Linked DNA regions of Homo sapiens: region 2 is linked to region 1. A link is an interaction called in ENCODE POLR2A ChIA-PET data of the cell type or tissue named here. Cell type or tissue: Panc1. All regions are shown on one strand.

Region 1 (5,000 bases):
TCTAATTGTTTCAATAAAAGAACTGTTGTTAAAAATAGCGTGCAGTGTTCTGTTTTGGTTAGTGGTAAATCAAGTTTAATTCCTGGGAAAACTCAAAATTCATTCTATAATACACCAGCCCCAATATTTTTCTTTGGCTTTTAAGAAAGCTATGAGTCAGAACTTGAACTGATTTGTAACACAAATACTAGGATTGGCTCCCACCAAACAGTGATGGTGCCCTTTTGCTAAATGCAGACAATTGGTAGCCCAGTTGGGTGAATTGATTCTTTGCCTTGGGAGAAGAGAAGACAGGACTCAGGAAGAGCTGAGTAATGTCCGCACATGAATGAGTGAGTGATGAGACCGAGACTGTATCACCACAGGCTTTTCTCCAATTTCAGGTCTCTTGTCCAGTAGAAACGATGATGTACTTTTCTCCAGAAGGTTAGAAAGCAGCAAAACTTTGTATTTTACTAGAGGTGACAGTTTAGTATTCTGCTAAGCTGCCAGTATAATGAACCTGCCAGTTCCTCCTTTTTAAACCATCCACTGACATGGGACTAAAGAATTGCTCAAGGAAATTAATTGCAGACACTCTAAAAAACCAAGTGGAAAGGAATTTCTGCACTGAAGGGGAGTCAGTCTGAAATTTATGGCAGTGGAAAGTACTTTAATCAAATAGTGTAGCTGTATTTTTAAAGGATGGGATAATGTTATGATCAATAACAATATTTGTATGCCTGCATGCTGAAATGGAGAAATCAAATCTCATGCTTCAAAGCCTAGGCTACCTGCTGCAGGTGTCTAGGAGGAATGCTTTCATAACATACATCATTATAAACTAGCCTGGGTAAATTGATGTCTTTTTCTGCCTTTACATGAAGCATGAGGAATCAGTGACTGGCAATGGCCTAAGACTAAGTTAAACGTCTGACATTGAGTTTGTCTGGGCTCTTTTCCCACTAGCTGAAGAACAGAGGTGCTGGAGCCATGTGGAGTTTGATGGGGCTTGAATGGGAAAGGCAGAATGTTATAAGGAGTTAGTTTCCTCACATTTGGATAATTTGAGGCTGAAAACCATATTTCCATTACCCGTTGGTAAAAGAGTGAGAGCAGAGAGGCAAATGCCAAAGAATGATGTCAGCCAAATGCCCGAGGTTTAACCAAGTGACAGAGAGCCCAGGGGCTCGTTCTATTTCCAATATATATTTGTGTGAGCAGACAACTCACTGAAATCTCCATCATCTCCGTATGTAATGGCAGTGTTACGTAGTGGAATTATGGAGTTAACTTTAAAAATCACTTATAAAAATGTTGGAGAAAATTTAAGGTAAAAAGGGTTCAACATTGAAAGCACCATGAATAATAGTAATTATACTCTTGAAGACTTCAGTATAACCAGGTCCATTTGGAGCTCAATTCAAAAAGACTTTGTTACTAAAGAGCCTGAAGAGCATTATTAGAAAGGTTTAACTCATCAGGGCATATAGGCATCAAGGACAGCATAATACTGAGACTGAATGTCATAAAATTATTGCCTCCCAATTAAGACTAATTGTAAGAAAGGGCTGTCTGATTTATAGAATAGTTTTAAGAAATGTAGTTGAATTACTTTTAAGCAGGCTGATACTATAATTGTTTTAGCCAATGGCCTCTTCATCCTTCAAATAATGAGGTTCTAGGCAAATACACTCTGATTCTCAGCCAATGATTTCATATCTATGAAAAGTGTGTCATAATTTGAAATAAGAGCCAATGTTTCAGCCATTTAAAAGTAATCAATAACCCATATAACTACAAATAGAGGCTTCTGGTGCATTCCATTGATATTACTGTCAAAAACATTGGATGCTTTCTTAAGCAAACTTCTGCAAATTATGGCTAGATAAAAACATATGATCACCACTATGATTATTAATATATGAATGTGGCTTGATTCCTTTATTACTATCTTGAGAGGCGTAAGTAATACTACACTAGAGCCACTCTTCGCAGCAGCATCACCCAGCGCCAGGTCTCTGCAGAGAAACCATGAATTAGGGGTTCTCTCTTACATGAACAATGTCGGTTAAGTGCTCACATTTCAGGTGAAATGTGTGTTAGTGCAAAAGTGTTGCCTGATGTCTCCCACCTGGAAACAAGAAATACTCAGGAGTCATTCCCATCCGTCTCGTGCTGAGTTTTACAATAATAAGGTAATGTCTTTAAGATCTCTGAGGTTTCAGGAGAAAGGCACACTGGGAGAATGGCTGTTATTATTTCCGAGACCTCCCGTCTCGAGCTAGCTTAAAGGCTAAGGGTCCCGAGGTGGTGCTGTAATAGCAGCTCTAATAATGTACAGTTACAGCACATCTCATGTGAGGTGCTCCGAAGACATTATACACATTTATTCATTAAAGCTGAACACACCCCAGAGATAGGTTAACTGCTATGATACTCCTTTATGCCAAAGTAAATGAAAACAGAGGGGGAAGAGAGTCAGCCAAGATCGTATGATGAACCTGTGGTACAATGGGAACAACGATGGTGCTCTCAAGTTCCCTAGTGACTCGGTGAAAAGTCTTGCCACATTTGGCATGAGTGTCTACCTGTACGTAGTATGCTTGCTTAATTTTACTTCATCTTGTTCTAGAAATAACTGAAGAACATGTACAAATATATTCAATACAGCTAGATAACATAAATGGAAAGTAAGTTTTTAGGGAAAAAGACCCAAGGAAAGTAAGGATATAAAAATGAGATGAAACCTGGGATGAAGTACAGTTTGTGTTTTCTGTGAATTATGTTTGGCAAATACTCTCTTCACAAATAAATTGTGTATAAAGGGAAACAAATAGCCTCAGTTTCCCTTATCTGTGTGCCTTGGGAAGAAAGTTTTGCATGTTATGGGAAAGAAAGGGCTAGAGAAAACATCAAAGCTTTGTAAAATTAGACTTCAATCCAGTTTGCTGAGTGGAAGATAAAAACAGTATTATTAGGGCTCAAGAGCCCCTCAATCTAGTGGTGCCTCTGCTAAAGTGCAAACCTAAGAACAGTACATCTCCCCACCATCTGGAGGGGTGAACATCAGAGACAATGAGAAAAACTAAGAGGAACAATGGGCAGTGGCAGCAGAGGGACTTGGTGCTCTAAATCCTGAAAGAGGTTGGAGGTCATGGGTGAATTAGTGCCACAAATAAGGCAGTGATGCATGGTCTGGGCAGAGTTTATGGGAACAGGGGTATTTTGCAACAGCATGGACAGCAGCCCATGGGCAAACATAGTGCCCGTGGCATAGTGCTGCCTACGTGTGTGGCAGCATCAACACAGGTGAGCAAAGGGTCAGTCTGAGCCACGGCTTTAGAGCTGCAACCAGATGTGAGATGGTGCTCCCCTCTGCTACTCCCACTTCATCTGTCACCTCCGATCTCATTTTTCAGCCCCCAGCCTCTTTTGTAATAAGATTTTTGAAAGACACAGTATATTCTCATTGGATTGGTATAGCTTAAACACAATGCTTTCCTGGGGTAATCAACTTCTAAACCTTTCCTTTAGTACTATACTAATATTATGAGAGGGTTTTCTAAATTGGTGTGTGTGTGTGTGTGTGTGTGTGTGTGTGTGTGTGTGTGTGTGTTATTCTGTTGTTCCTTACAGTCCTGATCTAGTACATGCAGGCAAATTCTTACATGTGGTGGTACATGAATGGACAAAACCTGGACATTAGGTGGAAACTTCAGGTCATGTAGTATTTAGAGAAAATCAGCTTGAAGCCCATTCTATGCCCCCATGGAAGTCCAAAAATATCGCAATTATCCCTGCACATGTACTGGGGCTTTATCTGCCTTCGCTGGATTAGGTTGGGTGAGGGATCATCATGTTCTCTCACACGTGCTGTCTGTTTGGCATGATTTTACCAGATGTGAAATTCAGCCGCAGTTTTCTCAGAACATTCACCAACTCACAAAGAACTTTGGAAATAGTCAAGTTGGCCAATGTTTTTTTGAGAGTTTACATTCCAAGATCAAGCTATTTCAAATTGAACACTAAAAATTTCTACTCGTGTATTCATTCATTCATTCATTCACTCTTTTCTATAAAAAACATTAAATCCTTACATTGTGCCGGGCACAGCTCATGGTGCTTGGGAGTTATCAGTGAAAAAAACTGACAAACATCCCTGCTCTCATGGAGATGAAATTATAGCAGATATTTGCACCAAGCTACCATATATCCTCAGAGGTTTTCCCTGGCTGCCTCCTCTGTGACAGGCTCTAATCTCCCCAAATTTTTTCTATCTCTTCTCTTCCGTCACTTTTCAGAAATAAAAATAAAGTCCTCTCAATTTTCTCTTAATGTGATGCATTGACTTTTGAACCCAGGTTTTCAAGTTTCCTAAGTGATACCCTAACTACTGTGTTAAAATATTTTCTTTCTTTCTTTCTTTTTTTTTTTTTTTTGAGACAAGGTCTTGCTCTGTTGCTCAGGGTGGAGTGCAGTGGCGCAATCTCAGCTCACTGCAAACTCCGCCTCCCTGGTTCAAACGATTCTTCTGCCTTAGGCTCCTGAGTAACTGGGATTACAGGCGCATGCCACCATTCCTGGCTAATTTTTCTATTTTTTATAGAGAAGGGGTTTTGCCATGTTGGCCAGGCTGGTCTCAAACTCCTGACCTCAAGTGATTCACCTGCCTCGGCCTCCCAAAGTGCTGGGATTACAGGTGTGAGCCACCGTGCCTGGCCTGAAATATTTTCTTAATCAAAGACAGTTGCTTCCTTGTGAATATATCAGAAGGGAAAAAATATTTTATCATCTCTGTTAGTAGGATATAAACAGTTTAAGTTGTTAGATATTCATTAATAGGAGAAGAAATCTCTTATGGTACCCATGCATAATTTTAAATATTACTGGGAGATCAACTGCTCATCTGTAAAGTTTTCATGTTTGAGTCTCACTGCTTCCCCCAATCCAGTCAGGATGGCAGGCACACTGCATAAAAGCCCTTCCAGGGACTACAGTAGGGAAATGATTACATTTTA
Region 2 (5,000 bases), 410 kb before region 1:
TCAATTTCCCTCTCTGAGCTTTAGTTTTCTTTTTTCTAAAATGAGGAAGTTAAATTGTATTTCTAAGTTTACTCTAAAATTCTAAGAACTAAATAAGAAACATTGGTTAATGACAGGGCTGGCTTGAGAACACAGACTTCAGCAAGGCTGGGGAGCTGGATCCCAGCAGAACTGTCTCCCCTGGGTAAGCAAACCCTGGGCTCTTCCTCCTACCCCAAAGGGAGGGGTGGGCTGGAGCTTCCTCCCTTCCACCAAAGAGTCTAGAGGGTTTCACACCACAACCTGCTCCCTGCCCCTAGCTCCAGACCTTTTGATAATAGGCAGTGTTTCTAGGAAAATGGATGGAACTCTGCTAAGGGAAACGCCAACAACAGGCCCAGGGGAAGAGAGAGGAAGACCCCATGGAGGATTCAGATGTTCTTCTGGGTGGAAGAGCCAAAAGCGAATGTACCAGCGTGTTGTTAGCACACACACACCCAGCGTGGGAAGAGGAGCAGCTGAGGTGACCAGGAGGTGACGGATGCTCTCACTCTTCATCACAAAATATTCAGAGAACACCATTCCAGCTCCTTGAGATCTACGGTGTCCAGAGCAACCCCAGATTCCTCCATCATTATAAATCCCTGACTAAAAGAAAGCAGCCAGAAGATTTTCCCCTGTGAAATGGCCCAAAGTCATCCCATCAGTCTTTCTCAAAGGTGCACTGGGCGCCTTTCATCATTATCACATTATAAATGAATTTGTTAAGAAATATGTGCTTGCTGACTACAATGTGCCAGTCACTGTGCTGGATGCTTGGGATGTAGCAATGAATAAACAAACCTATCAAGATTCCTGCCCTCAGGGAGGGTACAGTCTGGCAGGGGAGACAGACACACAATAAAGATAATAAATTAAATGGCATGTTAGAAGGTGATGGAACTAAGGAAAGAAAAGAAAGGAAAAGCCATCATTTACTTCATCATTCGCGTTTTAGTTTTTCTTTAGCTCCAACATTTAGAATACCCCCAAATATTTTCTTCATATTATAATTTCTTATTCTTTAGTTTTTTTCGTTGCTAGCGTGACTACAGTATTGCTTGAGACTAATTTCATTCTATATGAATACACTTTATGCATTGCGTAATGTGGAAGTGCCTTGGCTCTGTTCAGTGAAACATTTTCTAAATTTTCCTTTCAATACTACCACAACTTGGGCAGAAAGAGCATTTTACAGACAAAAAGCCCAAGGTTCATGGAGTCTTTGAAAAGCTGAGTGTCTTGAATTTTTTTTTTTTCTCAGTATTCTTTTTCAGACTTAAGTGGGAAATATTTTTGTTTTGCTTCAATTTTTTTCAAAACAATTATTTAGAGCAAACCTGGCTATTTGTTGGCAACTTCATTTTTTTTTTTTTTTTTTTTTTCTGAGAGGGAGTCTCACTCTGTCACCCAGGCTAGAGTGCAATGGCACGATCTCGGCTCACTGCAATCTCTGCCTCCCGGGTTCAAGCAATTCTCCTGCTTCAGCCTCCTGAGTAGCTGGGATTACAGGTACGCACCACCAGGCCTGGCTAATTTTGTATTTTTAGTAGAGATGGGGTTTCACCATGTTGGCCAGGTTATTCTTGAAATGGCTGGTCTCGAACTCCTGATCTTGCAATCCACCCGCCTCGGCCTCCCAACGTGCTAGGATTACAGGCGTGAGCCACTGTGCCCAGCTGGCAACTTCTAATATAGTGATTAAGTAGGTTCACACCTGATGGCATATTTCCAGTTCCGGGAAAGTGGTGGTTAAAAAGAAATCTGCTTACATTGTGTGCTCGATTATCACCACTGTGGTTCCTGATACCAGGTTATCCTTACAGGCCACCTGTGATTTCTTTAGAGAGCTGGCAACCTGCCCTGCTCATCATGGTGGGGGGACATTTTTCTCCACAGCATAAAATTGGTGAAGTGCAAGATCTGTTTTGGTTTCTCCCTAGACCCTAATGATACTGGCAGATACCAGCCTGCCTTCTGGGATTTAACGTCAATTGCATCTTCTGGAAATGGGTTGCATCGTTTGATATAATCTAGTTAAGCCTTCTTCAGAGGGCAAATGGGACACATAGAGACACGCACACACACATAGACACACCCGCATGTGATTCCTAAAGTGCCTGGGGAATTTGTCTGTGTACATTCAGGGTATATAATTTGACAGGCTATAAAGGTGAAAGTTTTATCTCTGAATTTCTTTGGTCCCCTATTCCTGCCGCCAGACAATTTCCTCCTAACATTGCAATCTGTGACAAAACTTTTGTCCCTAGATTGGCTTTCTATGAAAGCTCTTGGTGCCTTTTAATCAGTTGCTAGGTGGTCTGTATCCATGGTCCAATTTCAGTATTAGTACAATCAGAACACATTAGGGAAGGTAACTTTACTTCTGTTGTAGCAAAAATATTCTTATGTAATGCATTCTAACATCACATGTAAATGATTTTTTTCTGTACCCTATCCAAAATAATCTAGAATCCTGCTCTTACCAGTGATGTGAACAACTGAGGAACTTCTAGCTTAGTGTCTTTCCACACTCTTCTCTTTTTTAGAGTATGCTTTTTAGAGTATGTTGTAATTCAGTACTAATATTGAATTACAACAGGTTAAAATTAGGCAGTGTGGTCCCTTAAAGGGAAGGTGGGCTTTCAAATAAGGAATCTTGGGTGCAAAACCTGATATAATATTTTATTAATTGTGTGACTTTAGCCTATTTAGCTTACTCTCTGAAACTTAGTTTCTTTTTCTTTTTCTGTAAAATGGGAGGAAAAGTTACACCTTACAAATCTTTTTAGGGATATAAAAGGGGTAATGGAGAAAGTGGTTGAAATTTAGATAGAATATACTCAGGATATGTCAGTTTCCATCTTTCCTCCCCCCCCTTCTACATTCTCCCCCTTCGTTTGGTGATGATGCTTTCTTGGGAATGAAATTTTTATGTGACTGGTTTATTTCTCCATTAGAACAATCTCACACAGTCTGCCATGTGTCCTGGAGGTGTTGGCTCCCCATGTGTGTTATGGTGGAAAATGTATTCTCTTTCCCACTGTGTTGATTCCAAGACACACTCATTTAAACCTGTGGCTAAAAATGACAGTCTGCCTTGTGGGCTGATCTCTTTCAGTATTGTGGTGTGACTGTTTTGCCCTTTAAAATCTGTTGGTTTGGGAATTAGGAGGTCAGGTATGTTCATCTAATTTGAAAATGTGCTGGAGAAATAACTGATACTCTTCTGATTTAGTCTCTCAATAAATCTTCCTTCAGCTTGAAACTCTGGTGCCAGAACTTTCTTTGCCATCAGCACCACAGGCGTGAGTTTCTGACAAGTAACCCATCCTATAGTCAACTGCTTCTCTCTTAATTCAATGCCTGGGAAAAGCACAATGATTTCAGTACTGAGAAAATAAAGCTACAGTTTGGAGGACTAGAGGGCACTTTGAGAGGGCACAATGGTGCCACCAAGATGCTACCTCTTTCCTCTGAATCAGGTGAAAAGGATAGTATTTGATATCTCTAGACAAGAGCTTCTCCAGGTGACAAGTACAAATTACTCTCCTGTTTTTGTAATCTGACCGGTCAGCACCTGGTCCCAAACAACGGCTCTGGAAATAGAGAACATTCCAAAACCACATCTCACACTCCACATGTTGCCTTCCTTCTGAAATAAAGAATGACTCTGCAAAGAAAATAAAACAGAGGTGAGGAAAGCTTACAAATAATTAGGGAAAGGAAGGTGGGAGTCAGATTCAACATGCTGTGCTATCAAAAACACAGTAGAGACAGCTCCATTAACTTTGTGTGAATAACTAGATGAAATATACTCATAGGACTTAAATCACAAGCAAAGTGGAAATTGCCCAAAGATGTAAATAATTTCCTGATAGAGCCTTTCATAAATAATCATGGTCTGTCTCTGCTGGGTATTTCATGTCTAAATTGTCATCAACATAGTTTTGATTTTACCAACAAGACATGGGATTGTTTCTTATAATATAAAAGAAAGCTTAAGTACTTAATAGCATCCCTTTAGAATTATTTTTAACTCCTATTTGCATCCAGAATAGGCAGAGGAAACCCAGTAAACCAAACAAAAACCAAACAGGAACAATGTTGTAGATAATTTCAAGGGACTTGTGCCCCTGCAATGGTAATAATGACCCTTTTGTATTGAAGGCTAGCCTTCAATGTGCCAAGAACACATGGGTGATAAAACCTCTAAGCTAAAAGTTGATCTGGTCTGGTAGGGCCCCACAAAGCAGGGGTGAGGGAACCCCCTATAGTACTGCTGTGGAGAGTAAATGTGTACTCAGGAATAAGTACTTGCTGGATACAGCGAAGAGCCAATCGTTGATTTGCATGTGTGATCACTTTTTCAAATAGCAGAAAAGAAACAAAAAGCATATGCAAAGATACTCTTTTCAGTTCTCTCCCTGATTCTAATTCATCATTGATACACAGGGCAGAGTTGCTTTTCAATTTGAAAGCAGACCTGAAATGTTCGAAAGAACCAAGGAGTCAAGTCCAATGTCCCTGGACGTTCAAAACCTCCCCATCGCCGACCCCGATTGGCAGAGAAGCTGCCACACCCATGCAGAGCCCGGTTCCTCCCCACACCCTGTCCTGGCCTCTCTGAGCTGCCTCTGTCCTTGCTGCTCCTCTCAGAATCCCGCTGTCTTTCCAAGACCCAGATAGGGTGCCCTCTCTTCTCTTCTGGGAAACCTTATCCCCCTCCCCTGAAGACTGGAGTTATCTGTCCTGCTGCCCTTCACTTTTATTCAACGTTTGGCACGTCCCATACTAAGACGTGTGTTTTAGTTACCTGCCAGCCTTCCCAACCAGGTACAAACTCTTCAAGGGCCAGGTCTTGGCTTATTCATCTTTGTAAGAGAGTGCTGCAGGCACTAGAAGAGTTTTTCAGCCCAGGGGAGGCAAGGTAAATGTTGGCTGATACACCTTTTCCTCTCTATTTAGAGTCTGTGATTCAC

Evidence for each region. ChIA-PET counts read pairs that join two places held together with the same protein. Peaks named below come from ENCODE experiments on the same cell type or tissue, not always from the same donor. Only the 100,000 strongest peaks of a DNase experiment are listed, where the experiment ranks them.
Region 2: POLR2A ChIA-PET joins it to region 1 with 7 read pairs; 2 of 35 experiments call an interaction of 5 or more read pairs at or near these places.

Annotation. Positions count from the first base shown.
Region 1 is chr6:139,830,577-139,835,576 of GRCh38, forward strand. The region is part of intron 1 of FILNC1 (FOXO induced long non-coding RNA 1); the gene reads left to right. Among named protein-coding and RNA genes, the nearest start is that of FILNC1, 62 kb to the left of the region's middle. In Panc1, no CTCF peak of the experiment used is centred here; no DNase peak of the experiment used is centred here; H3K27ac peaks cover 575 bases.
Region 2 is chr6:139,422,376-139,427,375 of GRCh38, forward strand. All of the region lies in intron 1 of LOC107986651 (a long non-coding RNA gene), which reads left to right. Among named protein-coding and RNA genes, the nearest start is that of LINC01625, 50 kb to the right of the region's middle. In Panc1, no CTCF peak of the experiment used is centred here; no DNase peak of the experiment used is centred here; H3K27ac peaks cover 1,088 bases.